Linked DNA regions of Homo sapiens: all the other regions are linked to region 1. Evidence: chromatin contacts called from ENCODE Hi-C or POLR2A ChIA-PET data. All regions are on one chromosome and are shown on one strand. Each heading gives the region's core, a stretch centred on a gene start or an enhancer-like site at or near the end of the contact. The rest is flanking DNA. Distances are from core to core; before and after follow the strand shown.

Region 1 (3,838 bases), core at 433-2,932:
CATTGCACTCCAGTTTGGGTGACAGAGCGAGACTCTGTCTCAAAAAAAAAAAAAGAAAGAAAGAAAGAAAAGAAAAAGAAAAGGAAAGAAAAAGAAACAGACAGCAATAATGTTTGCAGCCTCAAAGACGCCAAAGGTCTAAGACATTTTGAAAGCCAATTTACAGACAAAGATAATGATAGAACATAAAAATTGCCCAGCCATTACGCCCCAGCCACCAAGTCTCATCCCTCCTCTGCTGAGAACTCCCCATGGCTCCCACCTCACCTGGGGTCCAAAGTCAAAGTCCCTTGCACAGCCCACACGACCCTGTACATTCTACTCTTACTGTCCCCCTCCAGCTCTCTGTTCCTGCCTCAGGGCCTTTGCACAAACCCTTCCCACTCTTTCCCCCCACAAACTGGCCTCGATCGATCCCTCTCTCATCTCCTTGAGGTTTTTGCTCAAAGGCACCTGCTCATCCAGGCCTTCCTGACCCACCTCCCGCATCTCAAGCAGCCCCCACCCTCCCATCCCCCTTCCCTGTCTTCTTGTCCCTACAGCACTTGTCACTGACAGGTAATCTACTCGATCAGGCTTCTGGTCTCTCTCCGCCACTATATCCCAAGAGGGGGATCTTTTGTCTCCATAAGACCAGGGCCCAACCCACAGGGCAGCTCTTTCACCTGGGGGCAGTCAGGACAGGTCCCCCGGGGAGAGGATACCTGAGCTTCTGAACGCACCCTTGTCGCAAAGACCCCCCGCCAACTGGGGGCGAGGCTTTTCAGCCCCAGAGAGTCTGATATACCCCTCCCAGGCTGTGACTCTCACAATCCCCAGTGGCCACGGAAATGGATCCCCCAGCGCCTGGGGCCTGTCCCCTCCCCCGTCTGCCCACCAGCTGGTTCTGTCCCCAGCCCCCACTCCCTCCATTCAATCACCCATCCATCCCCAGCGCGGTCCAGCCCGTGACGGGAGAGCCTGAAGCAGAAGGTGGGGGGGCGTCCACAGCTGTCCCCCTTCCCCCCCCCCGACAGCTGGGCACTGGACCCTGGAGGGGGAAGGGCACGGGAAACTCCTCGAGGGGTTTCAAACGCCACCAAGGAGCCCATCTCTGTCCCCAAATCTCAGAGCCTGGAGCCTCCCTGCCCCAAACCAGGCACTGAGGAAGGAACAGAAAGTCCGGCCCACCCCGATCTCCGAGAGCGCGGGGACAGTGAGGGGCCGAGAGGCGGACGGGGAGCGCAGGGAGTTCAGGGGGCGCCCGTCATCCGCATCCCCACGCCACCTCCTCCGGGAAGCCCTCCGGACACACCCCCGCGCGTCACGGAGGCAGAACGGCAGCCGCCATCGCGCTCCCAGCCCCGACGCGACTCCCATCTGGGACCCCCGCCGGGACCCCCGCGGCCCTCCCCGCCTTCTCCCGCTCCCAGCCCCGGCCGGAGGAAGCTGGCGGGACCCGGGCCGAGGCGGAAAGGGGTTGAATTGGGGGCGCCCGGGCGGGGAGGGTCGCACCGCCCCGGGGCGGAGCCGGGCCACGTGGGGGAGGTGGGAGGGGGCCCCGCGGCCACACTACCTGTTGATCTTGTGCGCGAAGGCGCGGCGCTCGGAGGCAGCCATGGTCCTCGCGTCCCGCCGCCGCCGCCCCGGGCCCCGGCCCCGCCGCCGCCGCCGCCTCCCGGTTCTGGGCAGCCGGGGCGGGGCGGGGCCGGCGCGGGGGCGGGGCCCTTCCGGGTGGCCCGGGCCGCTCCGTGCTGCCCCTGCAGGCCGGAGGGGTCGCCTGGAGTCCTGGGGGCTGGGGAAACTGAGGCTGGGGACGGAGAGGAGGCCCCGGGATCCAGGCTGGGCGGGCCCCAGACTCCCGGGCTGGGGGGACGCTCTTTCTACCCTAGGAGAAGGGCTGGGGAAACTGAGGCTGAGGAGGGAAGTTAGGGAGAGGAGGCGCTGGGACCCAGACTGGGGGTGCCCCAGACTCCCGAGCTGGCGGGGGCGCTCTTTCCACCCTGGGAGCTGGGCTGGAGAAACTGAGCCTGAGGAGGGAGGGAGGGAAGGGAGGCGCTGAGACCCGGGCTAGGTGGACCCCAGGCTCCCGGGGTTTAGTGGGGTGGTCTTACCACCCCAGGAGCAGGGCTGGGGAAACTGAAGCTCAGGAGGGAGGGAGGGAGGGGAGGCGCTGGGACCCAGGCTGGGTAGGCCCCAGATTTCCGGGGTTTGGGGGGCGCTCTTTCTGCCCTCTGACTCCTGGCTGGAAAACAATAACGATGTTCATGTATCTAATAATCATACCTGTAAGTATAATCGTGGCCGTGCATGGTGGCTCATGCCTGTAATCCCAGCACTGTGGGGGGCCAAGGCAGGAGGATTGTTTGAGCCCAGGAGTTGGAGACCAGCCTGGGCAACATAATGAGACCCCGTGTCCACAAAAAATGCAAAAATTAACCAGGCATGGTGGTGTGTGCCTGTAATCTCAGCTACTTGGGAGTCTGAGGGAGGAGGATCGCTTGAGCCTGGGAGGTCAAGGCTGCAGTGAGCTGTGATTGTGCCATTTCAATCCAGCCTGGGTGACAGAGCGAGACCCTGTCTCAAAAAGTCTAATTGCTAAGATGTCATTGAGCCTGGCCCTGCAATTCACACATGCAGAAGAAATTATTGTTTTCCTCCTTTTACAGATGAGTAAACTGAGGCACAGAGGTGTTCGGGTGCTTGCTCAGTGTGACTCACAGGGGTCTCCAGCGCCTGCATTGTCCGTGCTCCCAGTCTACAGCATGGGAGTCAGAGGAGCCTGGCTAGGCACTGGAGTGCTCGGAGATGTGCCCCAGGTCCAGGTGGTGGGACCTGAGTGAGCCAGTTTGGGAGTCTAGACTTTCGGGGCCGCCTCTACCAAGAGGAAGAGGTGGGGATGTCTTGGTTAATCTATGGTCTCAAATCTCTCCCCACTGGCCTCTCTCCCAGCACTGCTGCAGCATTTTTAGAGAATTCTCCAGCCGACACTCCCCTCTGGAGGAGCTCACCCCTTTCTCACCTGCATGCCTCTGCACCGGCAGGTCCTTCCTCCTGGACAGCCCTTCTTTCCCTGGTCAGCAAATGCCCCAGGGAGAATTTGAGGTTGAATCAGACAAGGCCGTGGCTCTGCCTCAGGGCCTTTGCACGTGCTGTTCTCATTCCCATCTATGGGTTGCTGGCATTTTATCCTCTATTATTTATTTATTTATTTATTTATTTATTTATTTATTTATTTATTTATTTTGAGGTGGCATTTCGCTCTTGTTGCCCAGACTGGAGTGCAATGGCACAATCTCGGCTCACCGCAACCTCTGCCTCCCAGGTTCAAGCGATTCTCCTGCCTCAGCCTCCCGAGTAGCTGGGATTACAGGCACCCACCATCACACCTGGCTAATTTTTTGTATTTTTAGTAGAGACGGGGTTTCACCATGTTGGCCAGGCTGGTCTGGAGCTCCTGACCTCAGGTGATCCACCCGCCTCGGCCTCCCAAAGTGCCGGGATTACAGGAATGAGCCACATGCCCACCCTGAGTCACCATGCACCCCCGAGACACAGTTTCTTGCCTTGCTGCCCAATGAATCCATGTCAGACCTTGAACCCACAGGAAAGAGGCCTGGATTGTAGGGGAACCCCCAAACCCTGCCAGTCAGACGCAGGATAGCATCCTGCTAGTCAGGCCGCAGTAGGGCTGCTCACAGCCTGGCATGTGACATGTGCACACAGCCCACGTGCCTGCCCGGAGTGGTCCAGCCACTTTGGCCAGGTGGAGCTCCGCCCATCACTCCCCGCCATGCCCCACCAAGTGTCCCCGCCTTGCCTCTCAGGCTGCTGGGAGCTAGGCTGGGCAGGAAATATG
Region 2 (3,838 bases), core at 370-2,869, 110 kb before region 1:
CCAAGTGCCCATGGATGGATGAATGAATAAACACAATGCGGTCCATCCTTCTATATCATGAAATATGACTCAGCTTTAAAATGGACGGAAATTCTGGCCAGGCGTAGTGGCTCACCCCTGTCATCCCAGCACTTTGGGAGGCCGAGGTGGGCGATCACTTGAGGCTGGGAGTTTAAGACCAGCCTAGCCAACATGGTGAAACCCCATCTCTACTAAAAATACAAACATTAGCTGGGCATGGTGGCGCATAAGTGTGTTCTCAGCTACTTGGGAGGCTGAGGTGGGAGGATCACTTAAGTCTGGGAGGCAGAGGTTGCAGTGAGCCAAGATCACACCACTGCATTCAAGCCAGGGTAATGGAGCGAGGCTCTGTCTCACAGTAAGTACACAAAATGAAAGGAAATTCTGATACAGGCTATGACATGGATGAACCTGGAGGACATTATGCTCCATGAAATAAGCCAGACACAAAAGGGTAGATATTGTATGATTCCACTAGGAAGGGTAGATATTGTACAATTCCTCGTAAGGTTCCTAGAGGAGTCAAATTTGAGACAGAAAGTAGAACCCTGGTGGGTGCCAGGGTCTGAGAAGGGGATGGGGAGTGAGTGTTTCATGGGGACAGAGCTTCAGTTTGGAAAGATGAGAAAGTTCTGGAGATGGATGATGGTGCTGATGGTTGCACAGCAGTGTGAATGTGCTTAAGGCCACTGAACTGTGCAGTTACAGATAGTGAAGATGGGCCGGACACAGTGGCTCACGTCTGCAGTCCCAGTACTTTGGGAGGCTGAGGCAGGCAGATTACCTGAGGTCAGGAGTTTGAGACCAGCCTGGCCAACGTGGTGACCCCCCGTCTCTACCAAAAATACAAAAATTAGCCGAGTGCGGTGGCAAGCGCCTGTAATCCCAGCTACTCAGGAGGCTGAGGCAGGAGAATAGCTTGAACCCGGGAGGTGGAGGTTGCGGTGAGCCCAGGGCCTGGCAGCAGCAGATGCTCCATAAAACATCTGAATGCCTTCAGGAAGAAGGGATGGGCTATTGTCACAACCATTTGACAAGGAAGGAAGCTGAGGCACAGAGAATTTAAGAAACTCACCTCAAGTCTCACAGCGGACATGGGGATGGGTGCTAGGATTCAAACCCGGAGCTTTGACTCCTGAGCCCCAGTTCAAACCCTGAGACCCCCAGCTCCTGCTCACGGAGAGCTCAGAAGGGGCCAACCCCTCCAGACTCCTATATTTACCACTAAACCCCTGGGGGGTGGGGGATGGTTGCTGTCATAAAGCCGATTTCTCAGATGGTGAAACTAAGGCTCAGAGGGGGCCGTCCCAGGGGGCATAGGGCAGGAGATGGGAGAGTCCAGGAGAGAAGGGGTTTTGAGGTGGGCCTGGTCGCCCCCTCCCAGCACCCGGGCCCCTTCCCCCGTGGGCCCGCGACCACGCTCCGACCCTCACCTCGCAGCTGCTTCTCGGCACCGTCTTGCGTTTCCAGCAGCCGCTCCACCACCTGCTCGTGGCGCCCCAGCAGCCGTCGCTGCTGCGCCTCCGCGCGGTTGGCGCCCAGCAGGCTGAGCAGCCCCTGGCTCACCTCCTCTATGTCGCGGAAGGCGGCCATGACTACGCCAGGCTCCAACCCGCGCAAATTTGACTGTCCGCGGGGCCCGCCCTCTTCCAGAAGAGGTTGCTTTCCATTGGATTTTTTGATACGTCAGTCATAAGCAATGGCCAATAGGCATGGGGAACAGGATCTTAGACTGGGCTAAGCCGCCTTTGGTCTGGCCTGGTGCGCCTGCGACCACTCCTCCGTCAGTCATCGGTGATGACCAATCGGCGCAGGAAGGGGGAGGCTCCGTTATCCTTCCCGATGCGCCTGCGCGGGAGAGAAAGCGGCTGTTTATTTCTCCATAGGTCGAGCGCTTGCTCTGTGCAGGGTGGGGTTCTAACGGCAAAGCAGCGAGCAGCTTCTCCTGGAACTTACATCCTACAGTGTGTGCGTGGGATACACAATAAGCATAGAGAATAAGTAGATTCTATGAGAGGCTGCATAGCAAAATGGCGTCTGCAGCCAGATTTACTGGGTTCGAATCCCAGCGTTGCCACTTACTAGCTGTGTTACCCTGGACAGACTTCACCTCTCTGTGCGGTACTTTCCTCCTTAGTAAAATGAGGGTCATACTAGTGCCTGTGTCAGCGTTGGCGTGAGAATTCTTCTTATTACTTTTTTTTTAGAGACAAGGTATTGCTCTGTCACCCAGGCTGAAGTGCAGTGCCACAATCATAGCTCATTGCAACTTCGACCTCCTGGCCTCCAGCAATCCTCCTGCCTCCGCCTCCCAAAGTGCTGGGATTACAGGCGTGAGCCACCGAGCCCAGCCTGGCGTGATAGTGTCTCCTATTCAGTAGGTGCTATATAGTTGTTTAATGAAACATACATAGAATCCTAGCATGTAGCTGGGTGCAGTGGCTCACGCCTGTAAGTCTGAGCTCTTTGGAAGGCTAAGACAGGAGGATCGCTTGAGCCCTGGAGTTTGAGACTAGCCTGTCTCAAAACAAAACAAAACAAAGAAAAGATCAGTGCTGACTCTAAGGTGCTGGTTCCATGCTAGACACTGGTATTTCTGCAAGAAACAAGATGTTAAGATGGCATCTTTTTTTCTTTCTCTCTCTTTTTTTTTAAGACAGAGTCTCACTCTGTTGCCCAGGCTGGAGTGCAAGGCATTCCAGCCTGCTTCCTGGGTTCAAGGCATTCTCCTGCATCAGCCTCCCGAGTAGCTGGGATTACAGGTGCCCGCCACCGCACCCAGCTGATTTTTTGTATTTTTAGTAGAAACGGGGTTTCATTATGTTGGCCAGGTTGGTCTTGAACTCCTGACCTCGTGATCTGCCTGCCTCAGGCTCCCAAAGTGCTGGGATTATAGGCGTGAGCCACCGCGCCTGGCGTGGCAACATTTTTATGTGTGCTACCACCTAAAGAACATCTCATTGCTTTCCTATGATTTTTTTTTCTTTTCTTTTCTTTTCTTTTTTTTTTTTCTTGAGACAGAGTTTCGCTGTTGTTGCCCAGGCTGGAGTGCAATGGCGCGATCTCAGCTCACTGCAACCACCACCTCCCAGGTTCAAGTGATTCTCCTGCCTCAGCCTCCCGAGTAGCTGGGATTACAGGCATGCGTCACCATGCCCAGCTAATTTTGTATTTTTAGTAGAGACGGGGTTTCTCCATGTTGGTCAGGCTGGTCTTGAACTCCCGACCTCAGGTGATCCACCTGCCTCGGCCTCCCAAAGTGCTGGGATTACAGGCGTAAGCCACTGTGCCCGGCCTTCTTTTCTTCCTTCTTTTTTTTTTTTTTTTTTGAGATGGGGTCTTGTTCTGTCCCCCAGGCTGAAGTGCAGTGGCTCAGGTGATCCTTTCATTTCAACCTTCCAAGTAGCCGGGACTACAGGTGTGTGTCACCCTTTGGTGCCTGAGAGCATGGCTTCTTGAACCAGCTGTGTAATGTTGGCATAGACCTCACTTCTTTGTGCCTAAAGGCAGTGAATAACAATTAGGCAGAGTGAAATCAAGAGGGGAAAAGACTTCAGGTTCACTTTCTGATGCTGCAGCTTACCTGTGACCTTGGCAGGTTCCTAACCTTTCTAAGCCATAGTGGCTAAAGATAGCCCTTTCTTATTAGCTGCCAGGAGGTGTCCCAGAGATAAGCCAGGCAAGATTGTGCAACTCGAGCCTGATAGATCTAAAGGCTCCTGTGGAAAAATGCCACCCGCCCACCTCCCTTCCAAAAAAGCAAAGCGAGAACCGCTTCCCAGCCATTAGGATGGCTACTGTCCAAAACCAACCAACC
Region 3 (3,838 bases), core at 1,339-3,838, 93 kb after region 1:
TCACTTGAGCCTTGGAGGTTCAGGGTGCGTTGAGCCCTGATAGTACCATTGCACTCTAGCCTGGGCGACAGACTGAGACCCTGTCTCAAAAAAGAAACAAACACCAAAAACAAAAACAAAAAACAAAACAAAAAAAAACACTCCTCCCTACCTGATCAGGTGTCTGTATTAGCTGAGTACTGTGCACTTGAATGCAGTCTGGCATATAACAAGTGCTATATAACAGTCACCTTTTACTATTATCATTATTATTATTTATTTTGTTTTCTTTTTTGAGACGGAGTTTCCCTCTTGTTGCCCAGGCTGGAGTGCAATGGCGCGATCTCAACTCACTGCAACCTCTGCCTCCTGGGTTCAAGCAATTCTCCTGCCTCAGCCTCTCGAGTAGCTGGGACAACAGGCGCCCGCCACCACGCCCGGCTAACTTTTTGTATTTTTAGTAGAGATGCGGTTTCACTGTGTTAGCCAGGATGGTCTCAATCTCCTGACCTCGTGATCTGCCCGCCTCGGCCTCCCAAAGTGCTGGGATTACAGGTGTGAGCCACCGCGCCTGGCACTATTGTCATTATTATTATGACTGCTGTTCTCTCATCCCTCCCCACCCCAGATCCTGACCAAGATGAAGCAGCAGGGTCATGAGACAGCCGCCTGTCCGGAGACTGAAGAGATACCGCAGGGAGCCAGTGGCTGCTGGAAGGATGACCTCCAGAAGGAACTGAGTGATATATGGTGATGCCCAGCCTGCAGTCTGACCCCTGACCCTCCTCTGAACCCGTTCCCCCAACGGGATCTGGCAGTGACCACCAGAACCTGGAGCCCACCTGAGTCCAGACTTCCCTCACCCCCTAGGACTCACCCCACCACGGCCCCCAACCTTAGCTGTACTGCTGTCTACACCCTGAGCAGTGTGGAGTCTCCCAGCGCCCCCAGCTCCTTGTCTTCTTGCAGGTCTGCTGTGCACGTGCTGCAGAACTCCATAGACAGCCTCACTTTGTGCTCGGGGGCCTGTCCCAAGGCCTCGAGCCTAAGAGGTGAGGGAGGCTGAGAATTGCTCAGGGGTGGGAGGTCATTGTCTAGCTTCACAGGGAGGCTATGTTCAGAGAGCCTATTTGGGAGTCACATCTGATGGGTGTTATTCTATGGTCACATTAAGTAGTGTTCTGGGGTCACATTAAGGAGTCACTGGAGGTTTCATCCAGGAGTCATTCATGGTCACATTCAGAGTCACTTGGATCTTATATGAGTCCATGGGGACTCCACACAGTGGCTCATGCCTGTAATCCTAATATTTTGGGAGGCTGAGGTGGGAGGATTACTTGAGTCTAGGAGTTTGAGACCAGCCTGGGCAACACAGTGAGACCCCATCTCTCCAAAAAATTTAAAAACTAGCTGGGTGATGGTGCACCTGTGGCTGAGCACACCTGTAGTCTCAGCTACTCAGGAGGCTGAGACAGGAGGATCGCTTGAGCCTGCGAGGTTGAGGCTGCAGTGAGCCATAATCGTGCCACTGCACTCCAGTCTGGGCAACAGAGCGAGACCCCATCTCTAAAAAAAAAAGTGTCAATTGGGTAAAATGCAAGGGTCATTGAAGTCATAATTTGGTGTCACACTGGATCACATTCAAGGGAATTGGGGGTCATGGTTTAAGTATCAATGAGGTATACTATGAAGGGACACAGGGCCTATATTTGGGGGTTACTTGAGGGTCACATTCAGGGAACCTGTCCCTCCTGCAGGCCACAAGGGGCACCAGTGCCTGAGCCCTCCACTCCCCTCCTGGGACTCTGACTCCGACTGTGACCAGGACCTCTCCCAGCCACCTTTCAGCAAGAGCGGCCGCTCCTTCCCACCCGGTGCAGATCCTCCCCAGTCCCCCCCTCCACCCATTTCCCTCCTGACCTGCCCTTGACTCCCACAGTCTAGACCCTCAGAACAGGCCCAGATCCTGATCTGGGCATGCGGTCCCTGACCTGCAGCCCCGGAGTCCCCTGGACCTGGCCAGGCCCTGACCCACCCTCTCTCTCCACAGCTTGAGCAGCCGGGACTGCTCTCCCTGAAGACCCCTCCAGAGAGAAAATAAACTAGCCCAGACCCTCCTCTAGCCCCGACTGTTAGTCTTGCTGCTTCCTGTGCCTAGGAATCCCCCTGCCCTCCTAGTTTACCCCTCATTGTTGGGGGGGAGGGGTGTAGAGACCCCAGGGGTCATTCGGGATGTGTGGGCTTGGAATCAGGGGACATCTGAAGCCAGATTTAATATATGACAAGGCAAGGAGTCATTCTGTCCAGACACGAGCAGCCAGACAGACTTCCACACTGGCCACAGAGCCTTCCTTTCTGGGGGGCCCTGGCGAATGGGGAAACTGAGGCCCAGAGAGGGAGAGGCGCGGCCCAGGGACATACTCTGAAGCCCCTCCCTCCTATTACCCTCGGAGCCCCGCCCACCCCAGGGTCCTCCCTCTCTACTTCCATTCTTGGTTCCTTCCTACAATCGATGCTAACACGCCCCGCCTCCAAGATCACGGAGGCCCCGCCCCACGGGGCTATGCAAATGAGACGCCCGGAGGCCCCGCCCCTCCCTCCACCTCGGAGTCTGCGCGGCGCGGCCAGGCCCGGCCGACCGCGTCTCGGTCTTCGCGTCTGCCAGCCTGGCTGGCAGTCCGTCTGTCCATCCCGCCGCGCCGGGGCAGTCTAGGCGGAGCGGGGGCTCAGGCGGCGGCGGCCTCGACGCGGTGAGAGGAGGGGGTGGGGGCGCCCCTCATCCCCTCCCGTGGGCTTCCCACCCCCGGTGTCGGTCTCCGGTTCCTGAGGGTTGGGTCCCTCTGGGTCCAGCGCGGGGAGGGGCGGGGGAGGGGAGGCGGCGAGCTGGGGGAGGGGACCGGGCTGGGGGAGGGGACCCCGGGCCGAGGAGCCAGCACCGGTGGTGAGGGCGGCTGTGGGTAACTGTGATTGTGTGGTTGTCATTGTGTGTCTGTGTGTGGTTGTGTAACTGTCATCGTGTGGCTGCATGACTGGGATTGTGTGGTTTCGGGAGGTCCGCGGGTGTGTGTGTGTGTGTGTCACTGTCATTGTGCGGCTGTCGTTGTGGGTGTCACTCTGATGGTTTGTGTGTGTGTGTCTGGCTATGCTGTGACTGCCATTGGCCCCCCGTGTGGCTGCTGTCTCTGTGTGTGACTGTCTTGGTGTTCGTGTGGTTGTGTGCATAGGACTGTCATTGTGTGGCTCCTGTTGTGTGTTCATTCTGATGGTGTGTATGTGTGTGTGGCTGTGGTCGTGCGCTGTGCACCTTTCTTGTGTGGCATTGTGAGTCTGTGTCATGGTCCATGGATGTGGCCATGTGGTTGTAGATGGCACCTTGTCTCTCCCCTGTGACTGTTGGTGTGAATAAGAGACTGTTAGTGTGTGTGTGGCTGTCGCTGAGTGCCTTGTAATTGGGGGTGTGACGCTGTGATGAGTTCTGTGACCCCCATTGTGTGCGGTGACTCTTTTCTGTGACTCTTAAGTGTGTTGCAGGCCTGACTGTGTGTCCCTGACTGTAGCGGTGTGGGGGCTTGTGTGGGACTGTGATGTGTGTAGGGTCTCCTGACATGTCTCTCTCTGTTTGGCCTGGGGTGGGGGTGGGGACTTGTTTGATCTGTTTGGTGTCTCTGACAGGCTATGAGCCCACTGTGTGTGAGTATGCAGTGACATGTGTTGTGTGTGTTGGACACCTGTCTGAACAAGGGGGCCCCTCTTGTTTACTGCAAAGTGGCGCCCAGCACAGCGCCTGGAAGTCGGCAGGTGCTCGGTCTTCACTGTGGGATGGGTGAACGCTATGCCATGGTTGTGTGTGTGTGTGTGT

What was found. A loop is a pair of places that touch in the nucleus more often than their neighbours do. ChIA-PET counts read pairs that join two places held with the same protein, here RNA polymerase II (POLR2A). Pooled maps may share reads with other maps.
Region 2: a loop to region 1 is called in a pooled map, with 3 times the contacts of the local background. The contact joins the promoter of SPC24 here to the promoter of DOCK6 in region 1. A Hi-C loop is called at or near these places in 1 of 168 maps with a recorded cell type or tissue (endothelial cell of umbilical vein) and 3 of 50 pooled maps. POLR2A ChIA-PET finds 5 or more read pairs at or near these places in 14 of 52 experiments (BJ, HEK293, HEK293T and 10 more).
Region 3: a pooled map shows a loop between it and region 1 (2.4-fold over the local background). The contact joins the promoter of PLPPR2 here to the promoter of DOCK6 in region 1. A Hi-C loop is called at or near these places in 1 of 168 maps with a recorded cell type or tissue (endothelial cell of umbilical vein) and 5 of 50 pooled maps. POLR2A ChIA-PET finds 5 or more read pairs at or near these places in 8 of 52 experiments (GM10248, H1, HepG2 and 5 more).

Annotation. Positions count from the first base shown.
Region 1 is chr19:11,260,842-11,264,679 of GRCh38, forward strand. It overlaps DOCK6 (dedicator of cytokinesis 6), which reads right to left and starts at 1,683. Exons shown (of 48, transcript NM_020812.4): 1 at 1,556-1,683. The coding sequence starts at 1,599. RefSeq lists silencers at 1,258-1,397, 1,478-1,537, 1,608-1,767.
Region 2 is chr19:11,154,163-11,158,000 of GRCh38, forward strand. It overlaps SPC24 (SPC24 component of NDC80 kinetochore complex), which reads right to left and starts at 1,620. Exons shown (of 5, transcript NM_182513.4): 1 at 1,455-1,620. The coding sequence starts at 1,614. RefSeq lists a silencer at 1,577-1,736.
Region 3 is chr19:11,352,844-11,356,681 of GRCh38, forward strand. It overlaps PLPPR2 (phospholipid phosphatase related 2), which reads left to right and starts at 2,589. Exons shown (of 10, transcript NM_001393892.1): 1 at 2,589-2,729. CCDC159 (coiled-coil domain containing 159) reads left to right here. Exons shown (of 11, transcript NM_001080503.3): 8 at 608-729; 9 at 949-1,031; 10 at 1,737-1,853; 11 at 2,030-2,101. The coding sequence ends at 2,034. RefSeq lists a silencer at 2,409-2,858 and an enhancer at 3,501-3,838.